Regions from separate parts of the Homo sapiens genome. Here region 1 is linked to region 2. The links are chromatin loops, found by intact Hi-C in ENCODE. Cell type or tissue: GM12878. All regions are shown on one strand. Each heading gives the region's core, and the rest is flanking DNA. Links, peaks and the distances in the headings are about the cores only.

Evidence for each region. A loop is a pair of places that touch in the nucleus more often than their neighbours do. Peaks named below come from ENCODE experiments on the same cell type or tissue, not always from the same donor. Only the 100,000 strongest peaks of a DNase experiment are listed, where the experiment ranks them.
Region 1: a loop joins it to region 2, with 2.9 times the contacts of the local background. A loop is called at or near these places in 3 of 110 quality-filtered maps.

The regions. Positions count from the first base shown.
Region 1 is chr9:1,526,723-1,543,383 of GRCh38, forward strand. No RefSeq gene overlaps it. Among named protein-coding and RNA genes, the nearest start is that of SMARCA2, 480 kb to the right of the region's middle. In GM12878, for the core only: no CTCF peak of the experiment used is centred there; a DNase peak (open chromatin) is centred at 9,989.
Region 2 is chr9:1,463,944-1,480,604 of GRCh38, forward strand. LOC102723803 (a long non-coding RNA gene) reads left to right here. Exons shown (of 7, transcript XR_929415.3): 4 at 200-290; 5 at 11,622-11,685; 6 at 12,566-12,713. Among named protein-coding and RNA genes, the nearest start is that of DMRT2, 420 kb to the left of the region's middle. In GM12878, for the core only: no CTCF peak of the experiment used is centred there; a DNase peak (open chromatin) is centred at 6,268; H3K27ac peaks cover 1,166 bases.

The sequences.
Region 1 (16,661 bases), core at 5,819-13,818, 65 kb after region 2:
AACACCTGTGAAAGGCAATGAGGAGAAAGTAGGGCTGAACAGAGGAAGAAACTGACCTGTGAGGCAGGCCTGATGAAGCTTCAGTCCTCCCAGCAGTGAACTCTGGAGTGAATATTGCCCATCAGTGTTCCATATTGAACCAAAATGGACCAGCCTTTTTATCCCTGCCTCCTTCAGTTGCCAGGAGTTGGCTGTACAGAGAAGGGCATGACCTTAGCTACCTCTGTGCAGCTGAAGCCAGAGAAGGAGCTGGCAATTGGAAGCTGTCTGCTTATGGTCCCCAGACAGGCAGCAAGTTCATCCTTGAAGAGGAATCTGGGCTGTACAATTCTGTCAACTATAGTGCCTTTCAGATTCACTCTTCCATATACATTCAGGGAGCAACTTCTACAGGATCTGATGGACTTCACTTCCTGAGGGGAAATAAGAAGAGGGAGGTTGGAGGTATAAACTATAGTCCATGCCGTTGTAGTTGGTTTCAGAGCTACTAGTTGGTGCTCATTTCCCTCCTTCACTATTCAGCCTAGGTTACCCTCCCCTCTGCCTCAATGGCTTACCTGTTAATGAATGAAACCCAACCATCATGTTGAAGGGGAGCACCTAAGCACCTGGTCATTATGCCCTTCACAGGCTAGGGTTACTGCACTTGTCTATTTACAGTCAAATTGGGCAAGGGAGTACCAAGTGAATCACCTGGGTTCCACGTGTATTCCTGTCTCTGTGCACACCATCCCTACCTTCTCCTCATGATCAGGGTCAATTGCCCCTGCCAGTGTTGTGACTCCTCTTCTTGCCTATCGGTCTCTGTCCACAAGTCACAAATTCAGAGTGCCCAGGTGGCAACGGCAGCTGAAAATTTAATGGGACTCTTGCGTTGTCTCCTAGCAGTGAAAGTGTATCTCATTTGGCACCAGAACTTCTAACTGTCCAGAGCCTGGAGTGGTAGGAATGGAAAGCACAAAGTCCCCCTGTGGGTGATAAAGAGTGATAGTAGGTGGGGCCACTACTGCCTCTTCCGTTTGGTTTCCACACACACGTATTCTTCCTATTGGAGACATAATGCCATATAGCATTTGATTCATTTCTGTATGCTACACCCTGAAGGATGGCAACCCATCATTATAAATTATTATGTATGGGGCTGGCAGTTATGCCTTTGGCAGGCCATTCCAGCACTCTATCAGGCTGGTAGCTCCTGGGTACCGTGGTATAAGTCCAGGAGGATCCCAGCAGTGGGTCCTGGGACCACTCCTATACCTCTTTTGCTGTCGTGTGAATCTACTGGTCTGATTTGAAATTTGTGGAATCCCATGCCATTGGAGCAAGCATTCCTTACTCAGATAGTCATGTGGATTAGACCTTATGGGCAAGAAAGTAAAACCTATATATGAGTAAATTGTCTATTCCAATGGGAAAGAACCATTGGCCCTCTCAGGATGAAAGGATCCAACGTATGCAGCTTGCCACCAAGTGGCCAGTTTATGTCCTTGAGGAATGGCACCGTATTGGGAGCTCAGTGATGGTCTCTGTTGCTGGTGCATTGGATATTTGATTGCAACAATTGCTAAATCAAACTTGATAAGTGGAGTGCATGCTGTTGGGCCCCCATTTCTGCCACTGTGGTCACTAAGTTCATGTCCCATTATGCCAGCACTGAGATGGTCAGTGACAGAAACTAGCTGGCATTAAGTGGATAAATAATTTTGTCTGGTTGGTATCAACAAACACATTTTAAAAAATCTTCAGATTTCGTGTTCAATCCCATATGTTCATCCATGTGACTGAATCACAAATTCCTTGCTTTTGATCTTCCAATTTTTTCCCTTCCAGACCCCCGGCCAGCTGTCCAGTCTATTCAGTGCTACACAGCAGTCCATATATATTCTAAATTTGGGTCTCTTCTCTTTCCAACTAAGAAAGTGAATGACTCATGCACTGCCCAAAGCTCTTCCCATTGGAGGGATTTTTTGCCTTTACTGTCATTTAAGGCTATCCCTGAAGGTAGTACAGCTGCTTCCACATACAGAGCCAATTCATCTGTAAGCCATTTTTTTTCCTCCTCTTTTAGCTGGTCATAAGGGATCTGTCACACAGATATAGATATGAGCTGAGAGAGTCATGCTTTTGTAACAGTGTTGGACACCATGGGAGTCTGAGCTACCTCCATGGTCATATTGATGCAAAATATAATGCTTCCGTCTTATGATCAATTGTTGCTAAGCCCATTTGACTTTATGATTTGGTGTATCTGGTAAGACTTAACTAATCATGGGCAGTTCTAGTATGGCCATTTGGTGTCCCATGCTCAGGAATTCTGTCCCTCCAGTAGCCTAGTAGCATGTCAGGGGTTATTTTCGAAGGTATATGCTCCTCTGTTGTGAATGACATAACCTTGCTCCAGAATTCCAGGTGCCTGTGTTGAAATTGGGCTTATTGCAAAATCCATGTGACACCTCTTCCCACAACTGAAATCTGCAATAGATAGTCTCCACCAATATGTGTGAGCTATTCTATGTGTCAGGATCCTAGTTTTTTGTCCTTTTTTCCCCCCCAAAGAAGGCCTTGGCATTGGTTTAACCTATGTCCCTTGGCAGAGCATTTAACCGCATTTAAATTCAGCTTATCGGATTGGGCTTGGTCCTTGACTTTCTTGGTCATTCCTCGTATCCAAAGTGGCCCTTTGTCTTTCATATTTGGCTTTCAATTTCTTGAAATTAAAATTTCTCAATTTCATGCTCACTCTTAAATGTTCATTTTCTTTCCGTAGCACATCAGTGGTCCTTTGCAAAAGGTATTAATACCTTAGCCTGATAGCTCTGATTTCCTTCACATGTATCAAATGCCTGACACGTTGCACCCATTAGCCTCCATTCCACTGGTTCTCAATTCCAATTCCTTCCAATAAAAGTTTAACAGTTGAACTGCCAAAACCCCATCTTGTCACTTTTCCTCAGCCCGCTTCTAGAACAACTCTCACATGTTGGGTTCTTTGGAGTTTAGGACATGATGTTTATGGTTGACCACCTGCAATAGTAAAGGCAGGTGGGGAAGCAGGATTGGACTAGGAAGAAGTTGCACTGCCAATGCATGCCTGACAAAGTCTCAGCCTGGTAGGAAGTGAAAACTGCACATCTGAGTGTCCCACATTAAGCCAAAATGGCTTGGCCTTCAGACCCTGCCATTCTCAGCCACCTGGTAGAGCCTGCTGCAGGAAGTGTGTGGCCTTGGGCAAAGTGGTTCTCTGTAGCTGAGGCAAACCCTAAAGAGAGTCATCACTGGAGGCTGTTTGCTCATTGCAGCTGGGTAGAGAGTCCTTCCTTGAGGGGAGATCTGGGCAATACATCTCTGTCTACCACATGTGCTATTATTCAGCAGTTGGCATATGAAGTGGTATCAAATGTAATTGCAAGGCCACTTATTCATAAGTAGAATGTCATAAAATTCTCTTTAGATGGGGAGAATTATCAGCTTGATACAGAACAGCTTGGATCACCATTTTCCCAGAAGTGTCTTCCCATTATCGTTAGTTCCATGAGAAACGCTAAGCCAAAAACAACAACAACAACAAAACAAAACAAAAAACAAAAAAACACCTCAAGTCAAATCCATTTGAAAAGGTTGATGCATTACATCCCTCTCTTGGAGATTCATAGTGACAGTGACATATTTCAAGCTTTGAGAAGTCCTGCATGAAAAATACATGTTAAATTAGTTTAATTCAGTGTATCTAGCATTTATTTGATTATGGGAACCACCCCCACCTCTTCGTAGGTAACATCTGTCAGGAACTTGTGGAAATAGGATTCATAGAAACATACTTAGGACAATGCTAGGCTAGAGCACTTTGAGTGGTGGGCCCCAAGGAATCAAATCACCTCTGTGTTACACAACCCACATGTCTATTGACAGATAAGTGGATAAAGAAAACGTGGTACATACATACAATGGAATATTATTCAGCCTTAAAGAAGAAAATCCTGCCATTTGGGACAACATGGCTGAAACTACAGGATATTATGCTAATAATCCAGTCACAGAAGAAAAAGTACTGCGTGATTCCACTTACATGGTGAATCTAAAATAGTCAAACTCATAGAAGCAGGGAATAGAACCGTGGTTACCAGGGGCGGGGGAGTTGTTGTTCAATTGGTGTAAAGTTTCAGTTATGCAAGATGAATTAGTTCCAGAGATCTGCTGGACAGCATGGTGCCTGTAGTCCACAATGCTGTATTATGCATTCAAAAATTTGTTGGGAGGGTAGATCTCACACATTGTGTTCTTAACTAACACACACACACACACACACACACAGACATAGGAAATGTTGAAGGTGATAGATATGTCTATTGCCTTAATCTTATGTTAATAGTTTCACAGGAGTATGCTTATATCCCAATTTGTCAAATTGTATACATTAAATTTGTGCAGTTTATATCAACTGCACTTCAATAAAACCTTTTAAAAAATCACCCCTATGTTACAGTGGTACTAGCTTTATCCATCAAGCCTAACCCTGGAACTCATGGAAGGTCCCTAGAAATGCAAGAGGTTTGAAACAGGAGAAAGAGCTTATTGAGGAACTGACACTGCCCCTTAAAGGGAAGAAATGAAGTGCTCATGTAGATAGGACAGTCCTCAAGCACAGGAGGAAGGGGGTAAATGATTGCAGTCAGAGCCTGTGGAATAAGAGTGCTGCTTTCAGAAAGTGGCTGCAGAGGCTAGGATCCATTCTGCAAAGAGTAGACAGGAGCTGCCCTTCAAGAGGCAGATGACAGGAGGGTTCCATAGTCAACAGCAGGACACATGGGCCAACTTCCAGGCCAAATGGATGCCTTGGACTCTGGCTCTTCCAGCTGTTGCTTTTGGTCTTTTCATATAACCAAATCTAATACCAGTTTAGAGAAATATTTATACCAGTAAGCACCATGAATAAAACATGTACTTGGAATTGTTTGCATATGACATCACTTTGGAAAAATCATGACACCTGTTCACACAGTATTTACTGATTAACCAATTTAAACAAATCATGTGTAGAGAATTCGAGGAACAATTCAAGATTGTACTATTTTCCCCATAAATGGTCTCTTTTATACCCATGGAACTTGGAGTCCATAAACATTAGATTATAAATATCTGAATACAGTTAGGTGCCTTTCAAAAGCAGCAGGAAAGAAAACAATATGGAATCTTTGGGGAGAGTAAATGGTCAAAAGGTCATGGAGAAAACTCAGTGGCATCTCCAAACTGGGAAAAGCAAAACACATCTGTTTTTTTCTCCTTTCTGCAACAACACTTTTCCCCCCACAGGATTCATGCATGTGGCTGTAAAGGCTTTATAAAAAAATTCATTTACATGATGTTCTGAATAGATAGGAATTTTTATTATATAAAATTGTATAAGTGGAAACACATGCATTCTCCTTGTTTCTTATCTCTATAGTTACATTTATAAAGAGTAGCTTCTTCTCTAGGAAGATGTGTTTATTTGGTAACTCTCAATGGCAGACAAGCAGTGCGCCACGGAGGATTGACACACCCATATCTCTCCTTCCATCCTGTGCCTTCTGTAGGTTCTGTATTTCCCGGTTCCTCTGGGATTTGCATCTCTCTAGAATCATGCAGCTGAGTTTTGACTACAGAACATGGTCAGAAGCCATGTGTCCTCTTGTTGACCTCCAAGCTTACTGCATTAAAACCTCCCCCACAATCCTCCATCTTGTCTTCTGCTGTCCACTGGCAAGATGCAAAGGACCTGGCAGAAGGTTCTGAGGCTGCAGGGCAGGGTGATGCTACATGGAAGGCCATCCATTGACCTGGAGCATGCACGTTGCATTTTGCTTCAGTAAGAAATGAATTCATATTTGGTTAAGCTTCTTGAGGTTTCAGAGTTTGTTTGTTATAGCAACCAGCATTTCTTAAGTAACATAAGTTACTTACCATTGTGTTGAATGTCGTTAAAGAGACAGTTTCACAAACAAGGGAGGGGAAAAGTAGAGACAGACTAAAAGTTTATATATATATAATTTTTTTCTTCCTCCTCTTTAAATAGAAATAAAGATCTCAGAGCTTTATTTACACATTCATTTCCCCACCGTAATATCACATCAATCCCTAATTTTTACAAATGACAACACTGAGGCTCAGAGAAGGGCATTGATTTTCAGTGTCATATCAGAGAATGGTGGAGCTGGGACGTGAACTCTGTTCTATTTCTACTATGCTGTGAGTCAGTACATATTTTATCTATTTCATTTCACCAAGAACTTTGAAAAACCAAAATGTAATGAATGTTAGGGAGGTGATGATCAAGACAGAGAGCTGGGCCCCTCATCCCAGTGAAAAATAACTTCGTAAATTTAGACAAATCATTTAACTTCTCTGTGCCTTACTTTCTCATCTGGAAAAATTTAGATGTTGGCCCTGCAACAATTTGCAAAATATACACCACAAACCTCCAGGATTTCAAAGAATTCCTGGACAGGAATGGTGGGGGCAGGACGAGTGTCCTGGACTGTAGCCTACGCATCCATTTCAACCAGGACGGCTCCGCATGACCTTTTTGTGTATATAAGTGTTCCTTTAGATACAGGTTTATATATAAGGTTTTGTTTTATCAATGTTTAACTACTAATACAATTTCAACAATTGGAAATTGTACTTCCAGGTCCATGCCTGCAGTATTCTAAAGAAGGGGCGCATAGCATAGAGATGTTGCTGAAAGGATTGCACAGATTAAGTCTTTGGTTATTAGGTTTTGTCCAAAGCATTCTCAACTCTGATAACTCCAGTTCATCTGACGGACTTCTGTTTTAGCTGTGCTCTTTTGAAATGTCACTCTCCACAGTGCCCTACAGAAGAGAAAATTCAATTATGCAAAAAACCTCCACTCCAAATGACATCACCAATTTGTTTTACCTTTCCTGCCCTCTTATATTCCACCCCCAGCCTTTTGCAAACATAATTCAAAATAAATATTGCCTCTTTCATCAAGACTGGAACTTGAGGCTTTGTTTGAAATCACCTTGGCATATTCCTTAGGCCAGGGGTGAAGAATGACAAAGTGAGACCTGAACATGCTGAAATGTTGGGCCCCTTTATTGCACCTCAGGTCCTGCCAGCTCCCCTTTCCCAGGTTTCTAAATTGCCGAACACTCAAACTCCTTTTGTACTTCCTTCTATGGGACTTAAACTTATATTGTCAGATCTTACAAGGCCAAATGGTGTCATGAATAAAGTGGCTATGGGTGGCAAGGATGGAGGTCATGCATGGGCTCAGCCAAATGTACTTCTACTTACCAAGGTGGACCTGGTTACAGCAACCACTGAATATATACAAACTGTTAGCAATAGAGGCCAACACTCAGCTCCAATGTGGTACCATTCCCTGGGGTGATCAGCTAGCTACCTGGTGGCAGGAGATTGAGTTATGGTATAGGGACATGTGTTTGGGTGCCAAGTTGACAAGGGGTGGACTTAATTGTATGTGTCAACTCTACTGGGTTAAGAGATGCCTGGGTAGCTAGTAAACATTATTTCTGGATGTGTCTGTGAGGGTGTTTCCAGAAGACATTAGGATTTGAATTAGTAGATTGAGCAATGAAGATTTGCCCTGAGTAAAGAAAACTTGAGGACATCATCCCATCCTTTGAGGACCCTGATAGAGCAAAGAGGGGAAGGAAGAGCAAATCCTGTATTTCTCTTCTTGAACTGGGACATCTGTCTTCTCATGCCCTCAGACATTGGAGCTCCTAGTTCTCAGACCTTTGACGTTGGGCTGCTAGTTATATCATTTGCTCACTGTGTTCTCAGGATTTTGAACTTGGATTGAATTGAACCACTGGCTTTCCTGGTTCTTCAGCTTACACATGGCATATCTTGGGTCTTCTTAGTCTCCATAATCATATGAGCTAATTCCTCATAATAAACCTAATCTCATCTATCTATCTACCTACCTACGTACCTACTTACTATTATCTATCTACTATCTATCTGCTTACTGTTAGTTTTTTTTCTCTGCAGAACCCTGACTAACACATAGGGGATGGATGGTGTTATCTGAACAAATAAAATATAAACAATCTACTTCAGTGAGGACATCAAAAATCTGTTTGCAAGAGGGAAAATTCTATCCAGGGTATAGTTCTTCATTGATTGTATCTTCTGAGTTATGTTTGGTACTCTTACAACAATATCTGAGGAGAGCAAAACAAATTATATCCCAAAACCAAAAGGCAAACAGAATGAAAGGAGAAAGTAAAAAATATTAATTTCATTGGAAGTTAAAATTCATAATACATCCTTGACTCTTAAGATACATTCCAAGGATTTTCTGACTGATGTCCACATATATATTTTTTATTGCGGTTAAATTTACAAACATAAAATTAACCATTTTAAAGTGAACAATTCAGTGGCATTTAGTACATTTCCAGTGTTGTGCAACCGTCACCTGTATCTAGTTTTGAAAACATTTGTGTCATCCTGAAGTAAAGTTCCATACTTGTTAAGCAGTTACTTTCTATTCCCCTCTCTCTCTCTTCAGCCTCTGGCAACCACCAATCTACTTTCTGTTTCTGTGTATTTACCTATTCTGAATCTTTTATATAAATGGAGTCTAACAAAATGTGACTTTTTGTTTTTGACTTCTTTTCACTTAGAATAGCATTTTCACAGTTAAATCATGTTGTAGCCTATATCAGTATCTCATTCCTTTTTATTGCTAAATATTCCAATATATAAATGTACCACAAGTAAAAAATCTATTCATCTGTTGATGGAGATTTGGTTTTAGACTATGGTAAACAGTGCTTCTATGAACATTTGTGTACAAATACTTTTTTGAGCACCTGTTTTCAATCCTTTCAGGTATATACCTAGGAATGAAATTACAAAGTCATGGAATAATTCCATGCTTAACTTTTTAAGGAATTGACAAAACTATTTTTCACAGTGGCTGCACCGTTTTACATTCCCACCAGCAATGCACAAGGGTTCCGATTTCTCCATATTCTAACCAACACTTGTTATTTTCCATTTTTTAAATGCTAACCATCCAAGTGAGTGTGAAGTGTTATTGTGGTTTTGATTTGCATTTCCTGAATGACTAATGATGCTGAGCATCTTTTTAAATGCTTCTTGGCCATTTGTATATCTTTCAAGAAATGTCTATTTAAATTCTTTGCTCAATTTTTGATTGGGTTGTCTTTTCATTAAGTTCTAAGGGTTCTTTATGTATTCTAGATTCTAGCCCCTTACCAGAGATGTGATTTGCAGAGATATCCTCCCCTTCTGTAGGCTTCCTTTTAACTTTCTTGATAGTGTTATTTCATGCACAAAACTTGAAAAAAATTGATGATATCCAATTTATACATTTTTCTTTTGTTGTTTGAGTGTCATATCTAGGACATCATTGCCAAATCCAAGGTCATGAAGATTTACCCGCTTTCTTCTAAGAGTTTTATAGCTTTAGCTTTTATATTTAGGTCGTTGATCCATTTTGAGTTAATTTGTGTATATTGTGTGAGATAGGATTCCAGTTTTATTCTTTTGTGTGGAGATCCAGTTTTCCTAGCACCATTTGTTGAAGAGACTGGTTTTTTCTCCACTAAATAGTCTTGGCCCCCATGTTGAAAATCAATTGACCATAGATGTATGGGTTTATCTTTGAACTCTCAATTCTATTCCAGTTGTTATTATATGTTTGAAAATTGACCTTGAGCATAATAAAATTTTATTCATCATGCAACCAACATAATTCTGAATTAATTAGGCTGAAGTTTTTCCAGTCAAGGTGTAAAAGCACTTTGCATCAGCCATCAATGGATGCTCAACATGGAGATTATTTCAGGGTTAGATTGCTCTGTAGCAGCATCTGCTTTCCTTCAATATTATGCCTTCAAACAAAATTTCAGTACACGTTTTCTGTCTAAGTCCACATATGTCAAGTCGAAATGACTCACTTTAGATTCCTTGACCTAGGCAGTCTCAATATGAATCACCTCTTCTCGCTTTGCTTTTCTGCTACCAACTTTCCTACTCCCACCTTCCATGTTTTGTAAATACTTTTACTTCTTTTTAATGGGAACTAAATACTTAGAATGAATTTTATTCTTCTTACCTTATCTTTAAGGAGAACTCATTTAGGTATAAGTTCACATGCTTCTGGAAGTTTTTAGGGGAGTTCTTGTAGAAGGGAAGAAAATTATAAAGTAACTCTGTACTTTACACTTCTGAAAAAATGCAACTACAGCAAAGAAATTGGCAAGTCAATCAAACAGTGGTTAGCAAACTCTTCAGATCCTTTTAGAAAAGGTCGTATGCCTGATTAGGTTTGTGATTGAGGATGACACTGGAGAACAAGGGCTCCATTTGATGTCAAGTGTGCACTGCCTTTGTTATGCTACATGCTAGATATTTTTGATAATGGCGAGAGATTTTGCTTCCTGGATTTGCCATGAAAACCCTATTTTTAAAAAAATGTAGTCCTTGGCATGGCGTCAAAGCACCTGCCTTCTCCTTAAATGGAGCTGCTTTTGGGAGTTCCTACTTAGCCACTCAACATGGACAATGTATGAAACCACATTGCATTTATCTACATGACAACCACAATCCATTTTATTACTAATAGGAGCAATTGTGTTTCCTTTTGAAAGGACAGAGTGGGTGGGAATGGAGTAAAGTATCACCATCTCACATCTGGCTCCTAATTTATGTCTCTCAAATCATTGTGGGTTGGAGGAAGGCAGTGACAGAGAAATTCCAAATATGAGTCTGAACTGTTGATGTTAAGACTTTCATGACATTATTGAACAAAATAAGTTCCTAAATATTCCTCTTTGTGAGTATCATGACTATTCATTTGTCTCCTAATCTAAGGATGTTAGAAGGGGTAGGCAGGTACAGGTAAATCTAGACAAACCGTTGGAAAAAAAATCTCCTTTTCCAACATAGCTAAGTTATGATTTTAGAAGTTAAGCCATTCGTGTAAATGGAGCTAGCTCACTCCATGGTGATTCTAGCTTTGCAGCCGTATACTTAATGCCTGCTACTTGCTCACATGTTCTTCTGTCAGCTACCCAATGCATGAGATTCCATTCCCTTGAGTTTTCTTCCTCCCATTTAAAGCTCTGATTACCTCCAAAATGAACGTATAAGTAGGCTAATACCGAAGTTATTAAGGCAAATTTATGCTTTAGTGTAAATGAGAGTTTGAGCTTCAGGGTTCTGACATTTTGATAACTGGGTCTGATTTGGGGAATACTGTGCACAGATTGGAAAGGGGGCAGTAGCTCAGTCTAATGAAGCCTGTGTTGTGGGAGTAACTACTCTCCAAATTTTCCTCAATTTACCTGGATTGACGACTGACTTGCACTTGTTGCCATAGGCAGAATTTCATCAACTGTTGGGAAAGTGCGGAGGAAAGAGCACTGAGTTTGAGCTGGAAGATCTCTCAGTCACCAGCTGTGTGATTTTAGACAAGTCATTTGATCTCTCCAAGCGTCTGTTTCTACAGCTGTAAAACATGGCTAACAATTCTCTTTCATTGATGTGAGGATTAAATGAGCCAACACATATAAAGGACTATATACGTGTATATCTATTATTATCTGAGGTATTTAAAACATCAGAAGTGAGGTATAAAATCTTGCAATCCACTCATTAGCTCTGTCAGTGGAGAGAAGAAGAACGGATTAAATCTGGCAGGTACTAAGCTTCAAGTTTGATTTAAGTTTCTTTCCTCCCACTCTCCTATTTGCAAAGAGTTTTCTTCCATTGTTGAGAGTCACTGGAGCTTGGGCCAATTACTTGTGTTGACAAGTCATTAAAGAAAGTCATGTAAGCATCTGGCTCTGGAGTCTAGGAGATCAACAGCAGCTCCAGACCCTACCAGGTTGTGTGTAGTTGGAAAAATCTGTCTCTCCCCTTACTGGGCACACATGGGCCTGATAGTAGAAGCATGGGCGCCGTTAACTCTGCTTTCAAGAGTGAAGAAGATTGAAAGATTAGCAAGCTGAGCTTTTAAATGGAATTCTTATTTTTCTTTTAAATATTTCATTATAATTATTATTATTTACATGTAAGGAAGCATGGGCTTCCTGACAGTATGTACTCACTCAGAGCACATGACTTATTTATAATAGTCACCTGAGATTTACTTAATCCAAATATATATTTATAGCCATTATTGTATTTTGTCCACTACATAATAATTATTTTAAAAAATTTGGAAAATCTGTGTTTATGTTTTTACATTATGCAAAGAGGTCCTTTTAAGTCAAAACACTTAAATAGCAGTACAGTATAGTTAATTGAGAACTAAACTCACACCATAGAATTAAGTTGGAAGACCATTCACTTAAGGCAGAATATATATACCGCCAACATGTACACACACGCATACAACACCTATACACAGACACGTACACACATATACATGCACACACGTATTTATGTTTGGAAGATATTTATACATATATAAATACACATATACACACACAGATATATAATGGTATGCTGACAGTGTTTAACAACTGGCTCTTCAAATAAAACAACTCTATAAAACTCACTGTTTTGTAGTTTATCAATTTCCATTGTGTAAATATTCCCATTGTGGCTGATTTTAAGCTACTATGGTGATGTCACCGAATGTGGAATTGGAAGACATGTGCACAATCAGTTCTCACCAACCAGTATGGGCTGGCTTCAGCACACTGCTGGATAGATGCAGTCAGAGTATAGCCACTGGGTGGATACATACAGATGTCAATGAAGAAAGTCAAACTCTGTAAAATATTTAAAGAGATTTATTCTGAGCCAAATATGAGTGACCATGGTCCATGACACAGCCCTCAGGCGGTTCTGAGAACAAATTATGGTAAAGAAACATGTTTTGGGGTAAAATATTTTGATTTTCTTCTTTGTCACATAATGTTATGCCAGAGTCAGATTGGAAAGTGTGGGTGAAGGATTACCCAGGTGCTGAGGCAAGAGACTGAAGGCACAAACTGTAGCAGTATAATAAAGGAAATAGTTAGAATAAAGAATCGTTATCATACAAATTGGATATAGAGATGATCATGGACAATTATCAATCATTAGTATAAACATTAATCATTAGCTTTTAATATTATTCTTTGTTACATTACTAACATAACCTAGAAATAAGCGGTGGGTATAGGGTTAGGTGCTGAGGGGACATTGTGAGAAGTGACCTAGAAGGCAAGAGGTAAGCCCTCTGTCATGCCTGCATGATGACATACAATAAACTGCACATATTTAAAGTGTATAGCTTGGTAAGTTCCGACAGAAGTATGCACCTGTGAAATGACCACAACAATGAAGACTGTGGTCATGTCCATCACCCCCAAAAGTGAAGTCCGGCTTCCTTTGTAATCACTTTGTAATCTTGTTGTGCACCGCAGGAAACAAGCCAAACTGGCCACTTAAATCAAGGCAGGTAAAATTCTAACAGTGTTCAGCTCTTTCTTATTTTCTCCACGCAGCACACGTGTTAAAGCCGACGTCCTTTATAGTTGGTAGTCTCAAGTCTGACCCAGTGTAGAACCTGTGGGGTAATTAGGGGATAATAAGAAGGGGGCACAGAAAGACACCCAGACCCCTATTTTTAAACAAAAGATTATTACTCTGATAACTTAGTTATGAGTTTCAATATCTGGATATGACAAAATTTGCCAGTCATATTCAGACAGTAATGCAACTTTTACAACGCATTAATTAGGAAAACGAGACATTCTTTTCACTTTGTCCGAGTTCGGTAACCTATCCATCCAGATCTCTTATCTTCTAGCATGGTTTACATACGTCCGTTAGCCTTTCTTGCTCTGGTTCTCCTCCAGGTTATTTTTGGATCTACCTGCTGGATAGAAAATTAGCAATGAAGAATGACAACAGCAACCTGTTTTTCCCTTGGTTATCTGTTCGATCATTCAGTTAGGAAATAATGACTTTTCAGATTTTAGTTGAACATATTTTTACTTCAAAATACAAAAGATACTTAAAATAAGCTTTTTTCAGTGATGTATATAACAAGGATTATCTTAATTTTTTAGAGTTCCTGGAACTCAAAAGTTCAAAAAGAGAATAGTGAAAAAATTAAGAATAACATATTTGATGGTTCATATTTCACCTATGTGAAGGTCAAGTTCTTTAAAAATAACTTTAAGTCATTTTACATTGTGAGTCTCAAAGTTTGTTCCTTGATATACAGTATGAAGTTTTACAATTGTGAGACAAACCCTTAAAAAATCCACTCAATATAAATTCTTTCTTACCCTAGATGAGACAATATTTCAGAAACAGTGCTACTGATGTTTCCTGCTTTAGAGCATTTTATAATTCTTCAAAGCACTTCACTTATACTACTACTTCTGATACTTTCTGTATTGCTGTGAAGCAGGGAAAGTAGTTCTTACTTCCACTTAAAGATGATGGAAGAAAACTGAGGTCTGAGGGATGAACTGACTTGACTAGAGCTGGTTGATGGTGTTGCTGAGATTAAAACCCAAATTTTCTAGGCTTTTCCCTCATCCAGGACTATTTGTGTTCATTTTCCTGATAAGCATAATTTTAGAAAACTGTACCAAATAGTAGATAGGAGAATATATGTATTTTATTATCTTACATTACATTCTAAGTGAAGGAATTCCTTATAAGTCATTTCTCTATCTCAGACAAATGAAACTAGCTGAGTTACATGAAAATAAGAGTTTTTGCTCAAACACTCTTCAACAACAGTCCGGAAATAGTTAAGGGACAAAATCAAATACCCTGTTTGTAGTTCCCCCTTGTGTAGAAAAAAAGACAAAAGAATGACCGTTGTACAGGTTCCTGCAGGCAAAGCAAAGGCTGGAACTTCTCCTCCCCATCTGTGTTTATTATGAAAAATACCATTTAATCTTCCACTTTCACTTCCAATTGCTGGATTTTTTTTGTTAAAAATAAGAAAAAAATGATGACAACATAAAAATAAAAGGCAAGGCCCAATTAAGAGTCCTCATTGTCTACAGAATAGTTCTGAACAAATCTCTGCTCTGGGCTCCACCTGTCCTGTCAGCTCCTTAGTGAAGGAGAAAGATAGACGAAGGCCCTGAAATTTCCATGTGAATAGAGAAAACCATTTCCCAGGTCCACAGCTGAGAGTAACATAAATGAAACTGTTAAGACAGTCACCAAAGGTAGAGAAAACCAACCAAACAAAAGGCAAACAAAAACATTTGTTTTCTTGGCCAGACAGTGCCAAGAGTAAAAAATTAAGATCGTTTAAGGTCAAGAAAGAAAACACTACCACACTGAAGCGGGTGATAAGGCCCTAAGTCAGCCCCTTGCCAATGTCACAAGCTCTCATGGCTATGGGAACCCCACCAGTTGCTAGTATGAGAAGGACAGATGGAGAAAGAAGATGGAAAACAGGAAGCCACATACCATTGTGTGTGTGGGTAAGACAAAAGCTGAAGTCATTTGAGCTCTCACTTTAACCTCCTAGGCTATTGGGCTTTGGAACTGTAAGGAGATGGAAATGGCTTATTTTGAGTAACTCATGGGTTTTGTGTTATTAACATACAGATACACCTTTTATTATTTTTTATTTCAATAGCTGTGGGGGTACAAGTGGTTTCTGGGTACATGGGTAAACTGTACAGTGGTGAAGTCTAGCATTTTAGTGCACCTGTCACCTGAGTAGTATATATTATACTCAATGGGTAACCGTTCATCTCTCACCCTCCTCCTATTTCCCTGCTTCTGAGTCTCTAATGTCTGTTACACCACTCCATATGCCTTTGTGTACCCATAGTTTAGCTCCTACTTATAAGTGAGAACATGCATCGTTTGGTTTTCCATTCCTGAGTTACTTGACTTTGGATAGTGGCCTCTAGTTTCATCCAAGTTACTGTAAGAGACATTATTTTATTTTTTATGGCTGAGTAGTATTCCATGATGTATATGTACATTTTCTTTATGAACTCATTGGTTGACTGATGGGCACTTAGGTTGATTCTGTATCTTCGCAATTGTGAATTCTGCTGTGATAAACATACACGTGCAGGTGTCTTTGGATAGAGTGACTTTTCTTCCTTTGGGTAGATACCCAATAGTGGAATTGCTGAATCAAGTGATATGTCTACTTTTAGTTCTTTGAGAACTATCCGTACTGTTTTCAATAGGGGTTGTACTAATTTACATTCCCACCAGCAATATCTAAGTGTTCCTCTTTCACCACATTCTTGCCAACAATTATTGTTTTTTGGACTTTTTAATGTCATTTTGACTGGGATAAGTTGGGGTAAGCAGTTTTGCTTTGCATTTTCCTCATAATTAGTGATGCTGAGCATTTTTTATCAGATGTTTGCTGGCCATTTATATATCTTCTTTTGAGAAATGTCTGTTTACGTTATTTGCCTACTTTTTAATGGGATTATTTCTTTTTCTTTATGACTTGAGTTCCTTGTAGGTTCTGGATATTAGTCCTTTGTCAGATGCATAATTTGCAACCACTTTCTTCCATTCTCTAGGTTGTCTGTTTACTCTGACAATTATATCTTTTGTTGTACAAAAGCCTTTTAGGTTAATTAGGTCCCATTTATTTTTGTTTTTGTTGCATTTGCTTTTGGGGTCTTAGCTATAAATTATTTGCCTAAGCC
Region 2 (16,661 bases), core at 3,236-11,235:
TAGAACTCATCATAGATGTTTTTGGCATCTCCCTAGGGACATATAACCCATAAATCACCCAGTTTTCTAGTTTTCCTTAAGAATCTGTAATGTACATTGAACCCTGAGTGCAGCATGCTGAAACGGAGTCTTTTTGGAATGTAGTGAAGTCAGGGCTATTGAGACATGTGTTTACGTATATGTACCTTCTCTCTTCCAGTAAAGGATGACAGAGGGCACAGAAGCCACCAGCAGATTCTTTGGAAGGAAGTAACAGGAGTGGAACTTCATTTTCCCATGGATTGTAAAGGGTGAGAGAAAAGCCATATAAACGCCTAGCCTTCCTAAAATGCCCTTTAAGCTTGTAGTGAATGATAGGCATTCCTGGCAGCAAAAACTTATTTTCAAGAGGGTCTTTCAGGTTTGAGAAATGAGGTAGTGGCTATGATATTTCAGGAAAAGGGAAAGGAGCATTTTTTGATGTTTTGGGGAATATTTTGATGTCAATCATTTTTAACTGATATAAGAAATTCCAAGGGGAAAGCTGAACTATTTTCAAATGACTGTTGTCTTTTGAACTATGCTTTTTGAACAGCCTGCTACTCAGAAACACAATGTGTGGGATATACTTATATTTCCATTATACAGAACTTTTATTGCAATGGTCAGATTAAATAGACACATCCTACACAGTTTTATTATAGTAACTGGAAAGATTGTTTAACTGGGACTTTGGAATAGCAACAAAAATTGTGTAGAGAAAAACTTACCTCACTCTGCAATAAAAACTATATACACTTTGGAGTTGATTTAGTATAAGCATATAATCCTGTTTTGAAAAATATACAGGGTGGTCCTGCTATTGATTTCCAGATTCTTCTCACCCAATGATAGATGAGAACCTGTTTTACTCTGGTTTAGTCCAAAATCTTCTGCTGGCTTTTTGTTAATTCTCATGACTAGTTGTCTTGTGTTCCATCTTGTCCCTACTTGCTGTGGTTAAATTTTGTATTATCCTAAAATGTGTATGTTGAAGTCCTAAGCCTTGATGTGATGGTACTTGGAGGTGGGGTCTTTGGGAAGTAGCTAGGTTTACATGAGGTCATGAGGATGGGTGCCCTGTTTTGGGATTACTGTCCTCATGAGAAGAGGAAGAGAACAGAGATGGTTTTCTCTCCCCTATGTGAGAATACAGTGAGAAAGCAGCCATCTTCAATCCAGGAAGAGGCCTTTACCAGAAACCAAACTTGCTAGTACCTTGATCTTGAGCTTCCTGGCGTCCAGAACTGTGAGAAATAAGTGACTGTTGTTTAAGCCACCCAGGCTGTGGTATTTTGTTACAGCAGCTTGAGCATGCTAAGACACAAGTTAAACTGGTCTATGCCAGGAGTGACAGCTTCTTGAATCAGGCGTCTTACTTTCAGTGTCTCCTTTTGACATCCCAAAGTTCATCTTCAGTAAAGTATTTAATAAGGTCTCACGAAAAATTGTCCCTGCAAATTTCGATTTTGCTTTCTTCCAGTATGACTGCAAACTAACAACTGTACCTGCAGCAGCCTTTGTTCCACACAGTTTCCTTCTCTGCATTTTGCTCTAGCTGCTCTGAAGGGAGGGGGTGATGTTGTTTAATAAGGAGCAATTACTTCTCCAATGGACTCGGCAGTAAAACTGGCTTTTACAGCTGGACAGAAATATGTAAGCCATGAAGTTTCCTATGTAACACCATTAAGTACTCCGGAAACAGCATGACTTGGTGGAGTGCCACAAATTAACCACTTCATATCCAATAACCTATGGTCTATAAGCATTATTACTTAAACAATTAGAAATATTAGGGGAGAAAGATATTTCACCACTTCTGTCCTAAGTATTGAATTGAGCCTTTTCCTGATACCTCGAGAAAATGTGCTAAATCATAGAGCAGAGGGAAGTATGTGATAAGTACCTTCATTCTTAAAGAGAATGCCAAGGATCTCCTATATATTTGCTCAAGGCTCCCTTACCACCCAATGCCCCATATCTCAGACTATTTCAAGTGAGGAATAAAATGGGAAGAGGGCTCATGGAGGTAGAGAGCTTTAACTTGTCTAGTAGATACAACTAATTACTTTTTTTCTGGTTGGAGATGGTAAAGGAATGCTGTGTCCTAGGCCCAAACCAGGTCCAAGTGTGGGTGGTTCAAGAGAATCACTCATCATTGACATCGTAGATGACAATGTAAAAAGCCTGCAGGAAGGGGAGAGAGCATCTCAATTTCAGGCTGTTTACTGAGGAGGCAAAAGTTGTAGGCCCACTCATGGCACCAGAGCAAAGCATGGTGAGAGAGATACTAGGAGAACTTGTGTCACCTGCATGTACACAAAACATGCCTCTTTCCACAGAATTGTAAAGGCAGCAGTTTGGCTAGAAGAGCCAGTGATGGGAGGGCAAGGGAGAGTCAAAGTAGAGCATTGCATCCTCTTATTGGTTGATACGGCCAAGATGTGGAGCTTCCTAGGGCCAAAGTGGGTGCTGCAGAATGTGACCAACTCTAGCTGTCTTGTTGAAATCCAAACCAAGAGCACAACTTCTAGAGCAAGGGGACTTCAGTAAAAGAGACTGTAGAGTGACCCTCTGGGGCAGGAGCTGGGAGTGAGGAGTATGTTGAGGTCAGCAGAAGAGCACCTCATCTATGTCAGGGAACAGTAGTGCAGGTACCTAATGGATCTCTGAAGCACCCCAGAGCTTTGTGTCATGACAAGGCCAATGTTTAAACATGCACTACACATTTGCTGTTTTCCATTTCCTCTCCTTTCATCCTGAGGAACCCATTACAGAATGGGAAGAATCAAGGAGAAAAGGAAGGAGTGCACCTCATCTCCTTTCAGTGTAGGCACCTGAGCATAGGTCAAGCCTGAGTTGGAGGAAGGAGGGAGGGTAAATTTTATGTGAAATCAGAAGATCATTTTTTAATATCTGGGAGTCAATTTTAATGAAACAGGATATAACAAATGTAAGACTGATGAAGAACCTGAAACCTAGTCTAGATGAAAACATTATTGAAGAATGCCTCCTGCTATTAAAAGAAAAAAATCGCAAAGGCTGAAATGTCTGAAAATAAATGGCTAGATGTGATGAACAGCTAACAACAAATTGAGAACCAAAATCTATACCATATTTTATATAATAAATCTATGTATAAATTTAATGCATAGAATATTCACGGAAAAAAATTAAATCATGATGTAAAGGAATAACCTGCAATAATTATAGTGAATGCAGCATAAAAGTAAAAAGAGAAAAAAATTAAAAAGAAGTGGATAGATATGGAGAAGCCAAGTATAGTCCAATAAGTATCAACTGACATTCCTAAATAATAGAATCTAAAAAATTGAACCATTCAAAGACATAATGCTGGAAAAATCTTCTGACATAAAAGAAGAATTTCACAGGCAAAGCAAAAAATTGAGTGCCAGGAACATTTGATTCAGAACGATAAATATCTAGACATATTCTGGCTAAAAGAATTAATGTAAACAATGACAAATTTTTTAAAGAAAATGAGTAGGAAAACAGGTCATCTACAATAAAACAAAAATCAGGCTTAAGTCTTCTTTATAGCACTATTCTATGGCAGAACACAAAGGAGAAATGTCTACAAAGTTCTGAAGGACAGAAAATAAAAGCAGACCCAGGAATCTTGCATCTATCTACTTGTTCAAATATAAACAGAACTGTCAATCTCAAGTATACAGGAAATCAAGGAATATAGCACTCGTTAGCACTTCTTAAAAATCAACTCTGCAATAACATCTTGCCCCAAAAAAAGATGAACGAAAAGAAAGAGCTCAGGAACAGAAAATACTTGGTAAATCTAAATATAAAATTAATTTAAATTTGAATATAGTATAAATTTAGTAAATTGAGCAAAGATAGCTAGAGAACAAAATGAAAAAGAGTTAAACCATGGCAAAGTAAGTGTGCTATATCATCCTATATGGAGAGAGAAGAGAGGGTGACAGGAAATGGAAATATTTTAATCTGGTGGTAGTGGGAGAGACAGTACTTCCTAAAATATTTATCTAAAGTTCAAACAGAAATTATGAAACAATTAAGAGATTGGAAATTTTCTTCTTAAACTTCCTTAAGTCTCTATTTCAGACAATATAGGTGGCTACTTTCTCATAATGCATCTGAATGTATAAGACATACTTACAAAAAAACTATTAATAATTATATTGAACATGGTTATCAAGTTATTAAAAAGAATTGTTTGATATCAAAATAATTTTGCTTCTTTATTAATGCATTAAATAACCAAATCCAATAGTGGGTTTAATAAATATTATAATTTTAAAGAAGTGACAAGTGTTAATGGTATTTTGAAATATCTGAAACACATGTAACGTGATACGAAAATGTCTGTCACAGGTACTATCAATGCTACTATGATTTGCAGTCTTCCTTCATAGTTGAATGAAATACTAAATTTCAATTAGAGCTTAGCAAAAATGAGGATGTGATTTTTTTTTCCTCATTCAGGTTCACAGACCATCTGAATTCTTTCTTTCCACAGGTTTCCAGGCATCCTTAGACTTTCATATTAAGAAATTCTTTTCTAATGCTAACATAATTTAGACTCTCATAATTTTTTCATACTTGAAAAATAGTCTTAAATATATGAATAGATGAAATTATTTTTTCCTCTGTCCTTAAACAGTGATGAAATGAATCACTTTTCCTCTCATTATATTCAACTTCCAGTGATTGATTTGTAGATTACAGTATCAGTTTTAAGTGTCCTTATCTTGATACATTTAGATTATGAAAAGAAGAAAAGGCTAGGAGAAAATTTTGTTTTCAGTCTGAATTGCCTTAGGTAGGTTATGAATATGGGAAATAAGAGATGTGGCATTTGCTTGCACACAATGCCTTCTTTCTGGTTTCTTGGTGCTCACTAGCACTATATTGGGTGAATGAGAAATTCCCAAAGAGTTGTAGTTATGGCCTCTATAATTCCTAGTGGCATTAAACATTTCAACACAACAGAATTTGAAAATAATACATCAGTTATAATTTGCCTACCTGAAACCATTGAACTTTGTCAAGTAGAAAAATACCATATGTTCAAACAACTGACTCTACTGAAGCTGCAACTTTAGAGACAAACAGAAGGAAACGCAAGTCTGGGGGGCATAAGGTAAACCTTGGCAAAGTGACTTTTTTCTAGGATGAGAGCCTGGTAGACATTTAGATTGTTTTATAACTAGGATTCTCTGCAGGATGTGGGATAAAAAGAATTTTACTGCCTGTCCAATGAATCGAACCGGTTTTTTATTCATACATTTTTGAGGTTCACTTGAACTTGACTTTGTCCTCAAACTCCCGTGGCCACTCTGGCTTCCTGTTATTATCGGCCAATGAGTCCAAAATGTATCATTTTCTTCCTTGATTCCCAGATGGTCTGTATATGCTGTTCACTCTTATACTGCATGTTGGGCTTGCTCTGTCAATCAAAGATAGACTATTTCTTCCTAAAGCAGCCTGCTTGGGTGGTCAGTTGGCCTCCGGGTTTCTATATAATAATGTAAGATGAGAAATTACTCAACACATGCTGAGTTATACGAGGAACATTAATGGGACGCTTCCTGGGATAGAAAACGATGGCCCCTTTTTTGCCTTTGAGTTCTTTAAAGGTTCCACTGAAAACACTTTAATAAATGTAGGAGTCAGGCAATAAATGCCTCATTTTTAAATAAGCAACTCCATTGTGATTTAGACAGCAGACATCTCACAGTTCTTAGGCAAAAGTATCAACTTCCAGGAATTTGTTTTCAAGTATTCATTTACAATAGCAAGAATAAAATATGCTACTGGATGCCGGGTGCTGTGTATTGCAGTGGGTTTCTGCCAAAGCAATAATCATAACCTATTTGCCAATAAGGTTCCAAAATATATAATAGATTTCTAGGTAGTTTGGTGTGCAGTGAATATTTATAATTGGCAGTGTCTATGTCTATGGTGCAGAAGTCTGTGTAGTGTAAATAATAAAGTTAGTTACCAATGAATAAAGTAGCGCTCAACTCTAGGAGTGGCTGGTATCTTCTGCATTCGTGAGAGATCAGAGGAGATTAACAGAGACTTTCTGAAAACAAAGACAGGTATGACAGACTTTGAATTCACAAGTATTGCACTAGACTCTTCTATAGCAATATGTAAATTACCTGCCTGTGTCTCCTGGTGAGTAAGCATATTCTAAGAAGGCAGAAGTAGACTCATTTTTCATGAGAGAAATCTAGAAAAGAAACAAAGTCATGAGAAAGTAGAACTCCCTTGAGAATAAAAGAGAAGAAGGTGCAGAAATGGTGACTTCATAAAAAGATGAAACTAGCAAGCACTATGGAATGTCCCTTTATATCTGCATGCAAGAGTTTGGCCAATGTTGCAAGAGATGATATCTTCTGAGTTAGCAAACATAGTTTGTTGGAAGCATTTATATTTTAATTAAAATCTTGCATAACTTATATCAATTTCCTACTCTCAGTCTTCCATGTTGTTGTGTAGGTATTCTTTAGATTAGATTAACATTTAAATCAGTAGACTTTGAATAAAGCATATTACCTTCCAATCAATTGAAGGTCTTAAGAAAAAAACTAATTGAGCTCTCCCTGAGGAAGAAGAAATTCCAGTCTGGCAGCAGACTGGCTTCAGACTTCAGCTGCAACATCAGCTCTTCCTTGGATTTCCAGCCTACCTAACTACTCTGCAGATTTTGAACTTGCCAGCCTCCACAATCATGTGAGCCAATTCTTTGAAATAAATTGTTCTCTCTCTTTCTCTTTTTTGTCTCTGTCTCTTTCTCTCCCTCTCTTCACACACACACACACACACACACACACACACACACACACACACACAATTAGTTCTATATCTTCGGTGAACCATCACTACTATAGGTCCTTACCAGAGTCTCTTTCAAAACGATAGAGGTCTCCAACTCCAGAATACCCTCATGATATGTTTGGGGGACTGGACAAAAATTGGAAGTGCTGGTGAGCCCTTTTGTATTTGAGGCCTGAAATGGGAAGTGGCCCTAGCCCAGGACAAGCAGGTTAAGGCAGGTTCTATTCATTGGCAGAGGTCTCAGCACAAATGGAGCCTATGTTCCCACATCAGCTTTTGCCCAGGAAGTAACTGTGTATATAAATGGAGCTGGGAGCAGCTAGTGTGATGCCATCTCTCTATGCCACCTCCTATCTCTTATTATTGCTGTCATCTATTTACCAGTGGGTTATGCCACTGCAGCCCACCCTCAGTTCCCTGACAACTTTGGCTCCTCACCCTAAATCTATTGCCATTTTTTGTGACTTCAACATCTACAACAGATGACCCATCCAACACCTGGTTCTCATTCCCTTACTTCCTTATATCCAACAACATACTATTTATTTTCCACCCCACCACAGTCAAGTTTCATCTTGGACCTTATCATCACTGGTGACTGCTCCAATTCCAACATCTCAATTTCAAATTTCACTCACTCCATACACTTCTTTCAGCTGACTTGTTCTAATATCCCTCTTCTACAATTCTTTGACCAAGAAGACCCACAACTCCCTTGATCTATTGCTTTCTCACTCTCTGTCCATGTCTTCTTGTTTTGCCTGCCCCCATTCTTGTTCAATTTATCATCATCTGGTTCCCATTGTGCTAACACCATGGCAAATGCCTTCAACTATGTGGAGGAAAAATGCGTGCATCTCACTGAGCATTTGAACCTAGGGATTCCTAAAAGACTAGGCCCTCATAATTTTGAAGGGTAGTATATTCTTAGGAAAGGTGATGAGGTAGCAGGGGCACTTAAAGGCCTTCAGGGAATTGGTAACAGATTTATCAGCAAGTAAATTAAAAGTAAAAAGCATTTTTGTTAGTTTATTTTAGTTTATCGGGTTGGGGGCTCCTTGTAGATGGCAAGAATTAACCTTGACTTTCTGAATCCCCTCAACTGAAGTAACTTTATGCAGCCACCAGATCTGAAAATCCTTCCCTTGTTCTAAATGCAAACGAATAGAAAGATTTTTTAAAAAATAACATTTAGGCATTTTGTGGGACTTTTTGTTTCATATTGAGTAAAGACATATATCATCACAGTTACATTTGCTGGTGGCTGACTGCTCACTTCCAAAATCATCTACTCGTATTTATTCCAAGGGGTTGGTAGTTCAAATAATCTGTAAATTATCTGCTCATGTTGGTGAGCTAATAGCCACATATAACTATTTAAATTAAAAATAATTGAAATGAAAGAAAATTAAGAATTTAATATTTTGGTCACATGAGCCATATTTCATGTGCTCAGTAGCCATATATGTCTAGTGGCTACCGTGTTGGACAGTGTAGAGAAACTTTCCATCATCACAGAAAGTTTTATTGCACAGGAGTAGAGACTACGGCCCCAGGCCAAATCTGGCTCCTGGCTTATTTTTGTATAACCTGCAAGCTAGGAATAGTTTTCACATTTTAAAAAGATTTTAAAGAAAAATATGTGACAGAGACTGTATGTGGCCTGCAAAGCCCTAAAATATTTCCTATCTGGATTTCTACAGAAGAAAGATTGTCAGCTTTGTCTTAGATAACAAAACACTTAAATGTGGATGTTTGTGTAATGCAGTTTGGAACGTTACTGCTCATGGTCAAGAATTTTATTTGTCACTATATTATGGTATGCAATTTAGTATAATACATGGTTTATGCTATTGAGCACTAATTCAATTAAATACTGAAAAAAAATTAAAACGTCAGTTGCTAGAAATGCTTAGATGAATAATGCATTCAAGGAATTCACATTTTGTTGGAGTAGGTAGATGTACAAAATTCTACCTGTAGCATTAATTAGACTATAAGTACTACTAATAATGGTATTAGACACAATGGTATTCGAGAGGAGAGCAGGGAGTGAAGAATTCTGACTAGGGCTGTGTTGCTTGGACGTAAAGAATGCAGCATCTAAGTGGGACTTAAGGATGAGTATGAATTAAGTAGGGAGGCAGGGAGAAAGGAGTTCCAGGCTATGGAAGCGGCAAAAGCAAATGTGTGGTGTGTGGTGAAAACACATGGGGCATCTGAAGAAATGTCAAGTAGCTGAATGTGATTAATCATAGCCTGAAGAGTAAGTGATGTACCAGGGAAACAAATAGGAATCAGAGTTGGTATTTGATGAGAGATGCTGCTTTTCTATTACTAGGCAGTGAGTGGGCAGACTCACAGGTCCTCAGAAGAAAGCCCTAATCTGTTGGGTACCTGAAGTATTACAGAAAATGATATAACCATTTTTTAATCCCTCTAGGTTTGGTATCTGTATTTACCAGATGTGATCAAGGGCTTTGAAGCTGCAGGAATGGTAGATTCAGGGACACTGTAGCAATGGGAAATTGACACAGCCACCTCTAATGATTTAGCTTGACTTAGTATTTTTCAGTTTCCATGTTGCGTTGGGCACAGCAAGTCATGTTTGGTGGGAAGAAGGATTGTAATGGTGGTCACAACCAAACAATTCTGAAGGTACAACCATAAAAATGTATATTTTGCCTGAGACTGCAGAAAAAAAACTGAAAAAAATGTCCCCCTCTGCACAGGAATTCTGCACTGTTGAATTCCCAAGAAACCAAGCTGAGTGATAGAGTCAATGTAAGAATCATAATACTATCTAAGAATAGTATTATGAACAGAATGGCATTGGATCTGATGAACTTGTACCCCTTCCACCTGCATTTGCTGGAGTTTTATGATTGTGAACATTTGACAAAGGGCTTAACTGAGCCCTCTGAAATTCTAGTACTTTGTTTCTGGGAGCAAAGCAAGTAGCCTGTGAGCTTCTTAAATAACAGGCATGGTTGATCCAAAACTCATGAGAAAGAGTTTGGATCTTTCCCTTTGCTGCATGATGACATCCAATGTCTTATTATTAGCTGCATTTGTTTAACTTTTTCATTTTATTTAAAACACAAGAGACTATCTTCTTTAGCCAATGGCCACAAGGACCAACTATAGGATAGGTTATGCCAAGTTTAGAACCTATTCAAAATTCGTGGATATGAAGTTTCAACCTAAACTCAAACCTTTTGGTGTCTGTGTTAATTTATATCTGGCAAACAATAATTTCCAGATTTTAAAAAGGAAAAACAAAACAAGAGAAACCTTCCTTGGAAGCATATATTAAGGCCTCTTCGATACTGTATACTTCTGAGGAAAAAAAAAACCCACTGATGTTTTAAGAGAAAGCCAATAAGAAACATATGGATTAAATTGCCCTCAAAAGACAGAAAACTTCAAAAGTTAGGAGGGAATAGGACTTTCCAAAAACCTGCTGATGTTTTAATGACCCCAAACTTTGTAAGAAAAAGGGATAAGCCCAACATATAACCATAAAGTGAATGTTTTTATTTCTAGCCAAAATTAATAATCACCAATTTGTCTCCCATTATCTCTGCTTCATGGATGATGAAATTGAGAGAGTATGTTGCTAAATCATGCCACAGGGAGATATAGGATTCAGATATCAGATGATGATGTCATTGCCCTTGTTTTTGAGTATGAGAAAAGGAAACTGCTGGAATGGTTTGCCTGGAAGTCCTAGACATAGCGACCTGGCATCCTGGTGAACTTCTCCAATCCTTTGGTCAATTTTCCCACAGAAAAGGACAAAAGAAACACTGGTTATCCATTAAGTCTAGATTTTGGGCCACACGCAAGGGATTATAAGGTATACTCTTTATATCTTGATGTAGTAGTGCTGCATCACCAATACATTTCATGTAGTAAACTCAACTCTGAATGCAGTCCAAAATGTAAACAGAGAGAGGGGGAGCAAAAGGACAAGAAAATGCAGGTAATTCCAGTGCCATTCTACTCAGTGAGCTTGAGATGGGAGACCAATCTCTTCAACCTCAGCTGATCTCAATTCCTAAGTAACTTTCCTAGTGAGCTCATCTTGCTTCACTGAAAGTAATTCTAGTGATTAAATAAACAGACATAAGTATTTATAGAAAATGACCCGAGTGTAAGCCACCTACTACAACTGCAGCTTGACTAAAGAAATGGTGATTTATTTTCCAAAGATAACTGTAATGGATTCACTGAGAAACTGTACATTGACTTGCCATGTGGCCCCTTTCTAAAGACTTTTTCAATAACAATTTTGATATCCTGCATGTTCCTTTTCTTTCGCCTTGACTTTAAAATTAAGCCCCTGCATAAGATGGTGTGACAGATATTTATTTATTTATTTATTTTTTTACTATAGTTGCTGCATCGGCATTCATTTCTAGGCCTAACATGAGTGTTTTGAAACCCAGTAGTACCTTTGGACTAGTTAAAATTTCCCCTCTCTGTGCATTTGTTTGTGAGATAGCCCACTTGCTCCTCATCCCACTGACAAAACACCAAGACACCTCACAGCTGCTGACCACAAATATCCCAAATGATCAACACCAGGGTCATGTAAATAAATTCTCCACTTCCCACGTGTTTCTGTAAACTAGCCAATCCACAACCCCTGAGGGAAAACCTAAGTGTTATCACACGTGGACCTTAATAAGGGCATAGTCCCAAATGCTTTTATTGAGAGGTCCACGGGTCGTCTTTTTCTCTCCCCTTACCTGCAGGCTGGGCTCCCTTCCACCTCTTCTCACTGGCCTCCTGTTTGTACCCCTGACCTCTCCGGGATCTGTAAGTAATATATTTATTCTGTGTCATGCATTTTGGGCTTACCTCTTCGTGTCTCAGCTGACTGACACACCCCAATCCAACTTTTCCCCATCAGGGCTCTCCTAGAAAGTGGTTATCTTGGCTTATGGCCCCTTGAAGTCTAGAAAAGACTAGAAGACCAAATTAAAAATAAACCATAACAATAAAAATCACAGCAGAAGGAATTTTTCCACTATGACCCACCTGCAGAAGCCCAGTAACTGGATAAAGACGAAGGAAATTCAGAGAGATGGGAAACTATACCCATGGTATAGCATTTTCAGTTAATGTTCAATAGAAAACATTAAAGGATAGAAGATAGAGCTGCTTACAATAAAAACACGGACAAGAGGCAGGCTTCGCCATAGGGGTTTCTTGTATATATTATTTGTCTCCCAGATATTAAGCCTAGTACCCATTAGTTATTTTTCTTAGTCCTCTCCCTCTTCCCACTCTCCACCCTCCAATAGGCCCCAGCGTGTGTTGTTCCCCTCTATGAGTCCATGTATTCTAATCGTTTAGCTCCCACTTATAAGTGAGAACATTCAGTATTTGGTTTTCTGTTCCTGTGTTAGTTTGCCGAGGATAATGACCTCCTGCTCCACCTATGTCCCTGCAAAGGGCAAGATCTCATTTTTATGACTACGTAGTATTCCATGGTGTGTATATACCACATTATCTTTATCCGGTCTATCATTGGCTGGCATTTAGGTTGATTCCATGTCTTTTCTACTCGGAATAGTGCTGCAGTGAACATACACGTGCATGTGTCTTTATGATAGAAGGATTTATATTCCTTTAGGTATATATTCAGTAATGGGATTGCTGGGTTGAATGGTATTTCTGGTTTTATGTCTTTGAGGGATCCCAACACTGTCTTCTGCAATGAAAACCCTGATTTTCTATATCTGGACAAAAGACTAGGACATAACGAGAATTTTAGCGGAAGGAACTGAGGGAGAGAGATTGCACAGCAGACAAGGACAAATAAAGGGAAGGTGGAAACAAGGGTAAGTGGACTTGCCAAAGAAATAGGCTTAATAGGAAAGAATTGTTACATGGGTATGTTTATGACTTTTAAGCATTTGACTTGCAATAAGAGTGCAGTTACTGTTTCTAATGGAAAATGGCAGACACTAAAAATACTGAAGATCGGCCGGGCGCGGTGGCTCACGCCTGTAATCCCAGCACTTTGGGAGGCCGAGGCGGGCGGATCACGAGGTCAGGAGATCGAGGCCATCCTGGCTAAAACGGTGAAACCCCGTCTCTACTAAAAATACAAAAAAATTAGCCGGGCATCATGGCGGACGCCTGTAGTCCCAGCTACTCGGGAGGCTGAGGCAGGAGAATGGCGGGAACCCGGGAGGCGGAGCTTGCAGTGAGCCGAGATCGCGCCACCGCACTCCAGCCTGGGCGACAGAGCGAGACTCCGTCTCAAAACAAAAACCAAAAAAAAAACAAAAAAAACTGAAGATCAGTTATGAAGGTGAGCAGTGATTGAGATTAAAAAACAACACAGGGTTTGGTGTCAGATAAAGAAAGTGAGAATTATAACGATTTTTATCTGCAAAATGGCTATAATAATAGTGCCCAGGTCACTGGATTGTTAAAAGGCTTAAATGAGGCCCAGCATAATGCTCGGCAAATAGGATGCAGAAAAACCTGATCTTTACTTGGGGGTATTCAGAAATTCTCTACATTTAGATATCTTCCCAGATCTCATAAGACCTTGAAATAAAACTCCATCTTCCTGGATATAGAAAGTAAGACTGGATGTAAGCCTTTGGGGTTAAAATAGGCTTGAATTTGAATCATTTTTACATCTCTAGCTTCTTGATACCCCTCAGACAATACCTCGATCTAACTTTCACAGTTCTTGTGAGGATCAAATGAGGTAATATATACATTAAAAGACTTAACACATGGTTTTCACTTAGAGAATCTTTGTTCCTTTCTCCTTCACTTTTTGTATTTTTGAAGTATCTTAAATAGCTTTAATAGGACTTTTTAAAAAGTTAGAATTACTTTTGCTCGTGATAAAGATCTGACATTTTTAACCGAAAGATGGCTTCAAATATTTTTAATTAGCATTTTCTAAAACTACAGATTTTGAATTTATAACAACCTTTATCACTATGTTTTCAAATATATTCCATCTTTTCACCTCAGATTTGTTTGACTACCTAATATTTGTGTGCGTGTGTGTATATAAATACATAAATTCAAGGGCAAAGAAAGTACTTTTGCTAGCTTTACTGAGGTATAATTTACATATAAAATCCATCAATTTTAAGTGCCTATACAATTCAATCAATTTTGACAATTGCATAAAGTCATGCAACCACGGGCACTATTCGGTTATAAAATATTTTCAGCACTCTAATATGCCTTCTGGCAACCCCTTCGGTGTCAATGTCTTTGTGCCACTACTGGGTCTCTGGTAAGCACTGATTTCTTTTCCTTAAAATATTTTCCCTTTTCTAAATGTTTATATTACTGAAATCATAATGCATATAATCTTTTTTTCACTTAGCATGAAAATGACAGGATTTCATTCTTTTTATGGCTGACAGTACTCCACTGACTATATATACACCACATTTTGTTTATGCGTTGATGGACACTTAAGTTGATTCATATCTTTGCTATCATGAATAATGTTTCAGTAAACATGTGATTGCAGGTGTCCCTTTGATATACTGATTTATTTTCCTTTGGGTAGATATCCAGCAGTGGGATTGATGGATTGAATGATAATTCTATCTTCAGTTTTTTGAGAAATCTTCATACTGTTTTCCATAGTAGCTAAACTAGTTTACATTCCCACCAACAGTGTATAAGTTCCCTTTTCTCCACATCCTTGCCAACATTTGCTACTTTTTGTCTTTTTATTCATAGCCGTTCTCACTTGGGTAAGGTAATATCGCATTGTGATTTTGATTTGTATTTATCTGATTAGTGATGTTGAGCATTTCTTCATGCACCTATTATCTGTTTGTATGCCTTCTTTTGAGAAATATCTATTCATGTTCTTTTCCCACTTTTAAATTGAATTATTTGTTTTTTGTACTGTTGAGTTTCTTGTATATTCTGGATATTAATCCCCTGTTGGATGTATAGTTTGTAAATATTTCCTCCCATTCAACAGGTTGCCTCATCACTCCATTGATTATTTCTTTTGCTTGAAGAAGCTTTTTAGTTTAATTATGTCCCATTTGTCTGTTTTTGTTTCATATGCTTTTGAGGTCTTAGTAATAAATTCTTTGCCTAGACCAATGTTCTGAAGAGTTTTCTCTATGTTTTATTCTAGTAATTTTATAGTTTTAGGTCTTACATTTAAGTCTTGAATCCATTTTGAGTTGATTTTTGTATGTAGTGAGAGACAAGGATCCAGTTTCATTCTTGCGCACGTGGCTATCCAATTTTCACAGTAACACTTATTGAAGAGGTTGTCCTTTCTCCAACTTATGTTTTTGTGTGTTTTGTCAAAGATCAGTTGATTGTTAAGTATTTTGCTTTGTTTCTGGATTTTCTATTTTGTTCTGTTGGTCTATTTGCCTACTTTTATACCAGCACCATGCTGTTTTGGTAATTAGCCTTGTAGACTTGACGTCTGGTAATATGATATCTCCAGCTTTGTTCTTTTTGCTCAGGATTGCTTTGGCTATTTGGGCCCTTACTTGCTTCCATATGTATTTTAGGATTGTTTTTTCAAATTCTGTGAAAAATGGTGTTGGTACTTTTATAGGGATTGCATTGACTCTAGATTGCGTTGGGCAGTATTATTTTAACTATATTCTTCTGATCCATAGCAAGGGAAGTTTTTCCTTTTGTTTGTATCATCTTCCATTTCTTTCCTCAGTGTTTGGTAGCTTTTCTTCTAGAGATCTTTCACCTCCTTGGCTAAATTTATTCCTAGGTATTTTATTTTTGTGGCTATTGTAAATGAGATTGCCCTGTTGATTTCCTTCTCACCTAGATTCTGATTGGTGTATAGAAATGCTATTGATTTTTGTATGTTGATTTTGTATCCTGCAATTTTACTAAATTCATTTATCAAATCTAAATTTTTTAGGGAAGTATTTAGATTTTTCTAGATATGAGATTATATCATTAACATAGAGGAACAGTTTGACTTCCTCTTTTCCAATTTGGATACCTTTTGTCTCTTGCCTGATTGCTTTGGCTAGGACTTCCAGTACTATGTTAAAATAGGAGTGGCAAAAGTGGGCATGCTTGTTTTGTTCTACTTCTTAATGGACAGCTTTCAACTTTTCCCCATTCTGTATGATGTTAGAAATGAGTTTTTCATATGTGGCCTTTATTATTTTTAAGGTACATTGCTTCTATGCCTAGTTTGAGAGTTTTATTAATCATGAAAGGGTATTAAATTTTTTCAAATCCTTTTTCTGCTTCTATTGGGATGATCCTATGGTTTTTGTCCTTCATTCTGTTAATGTGATGTATCGTTTTTATTGATTAGTGTGTGTTGAACCATCCTTGCATCCCTGGTATAAATTTAACTTGATCATGTTATATTTTCTTTTTGATGTGCTGTTGGATTGTATTTGCTAGTATTTTTCTGAGGAGATTTTCATTTATTTATTCAGGATATTAGTTTATAGTTTTCTTTTTTTGTTGTATCCTTTTGTTTTGATATCAGGGGATGCTGGCTTTGTACAATGAGTTAGGGAGAATTTTCTTTTTTTTTTTTGGAATAGTTTGAGGAAAATTGTTATTAGTTCTTCTTTTTATGTTTAATAGAATTTGTCTGTGAATCCATCCATTCCCAGGCTTATCTTTGTTGTGAGATTTTTTTCGTTTTTTTAAATTTAATTTTATTATTATTATACTTTAAGTTTTAGGGTACATGTGCACAATGTGCAGCTTAGTTACATATGTATACATGTGCCATGCTGGTGTGCTGTACCCATTAACTCGTCATTTAGCATTAGGTA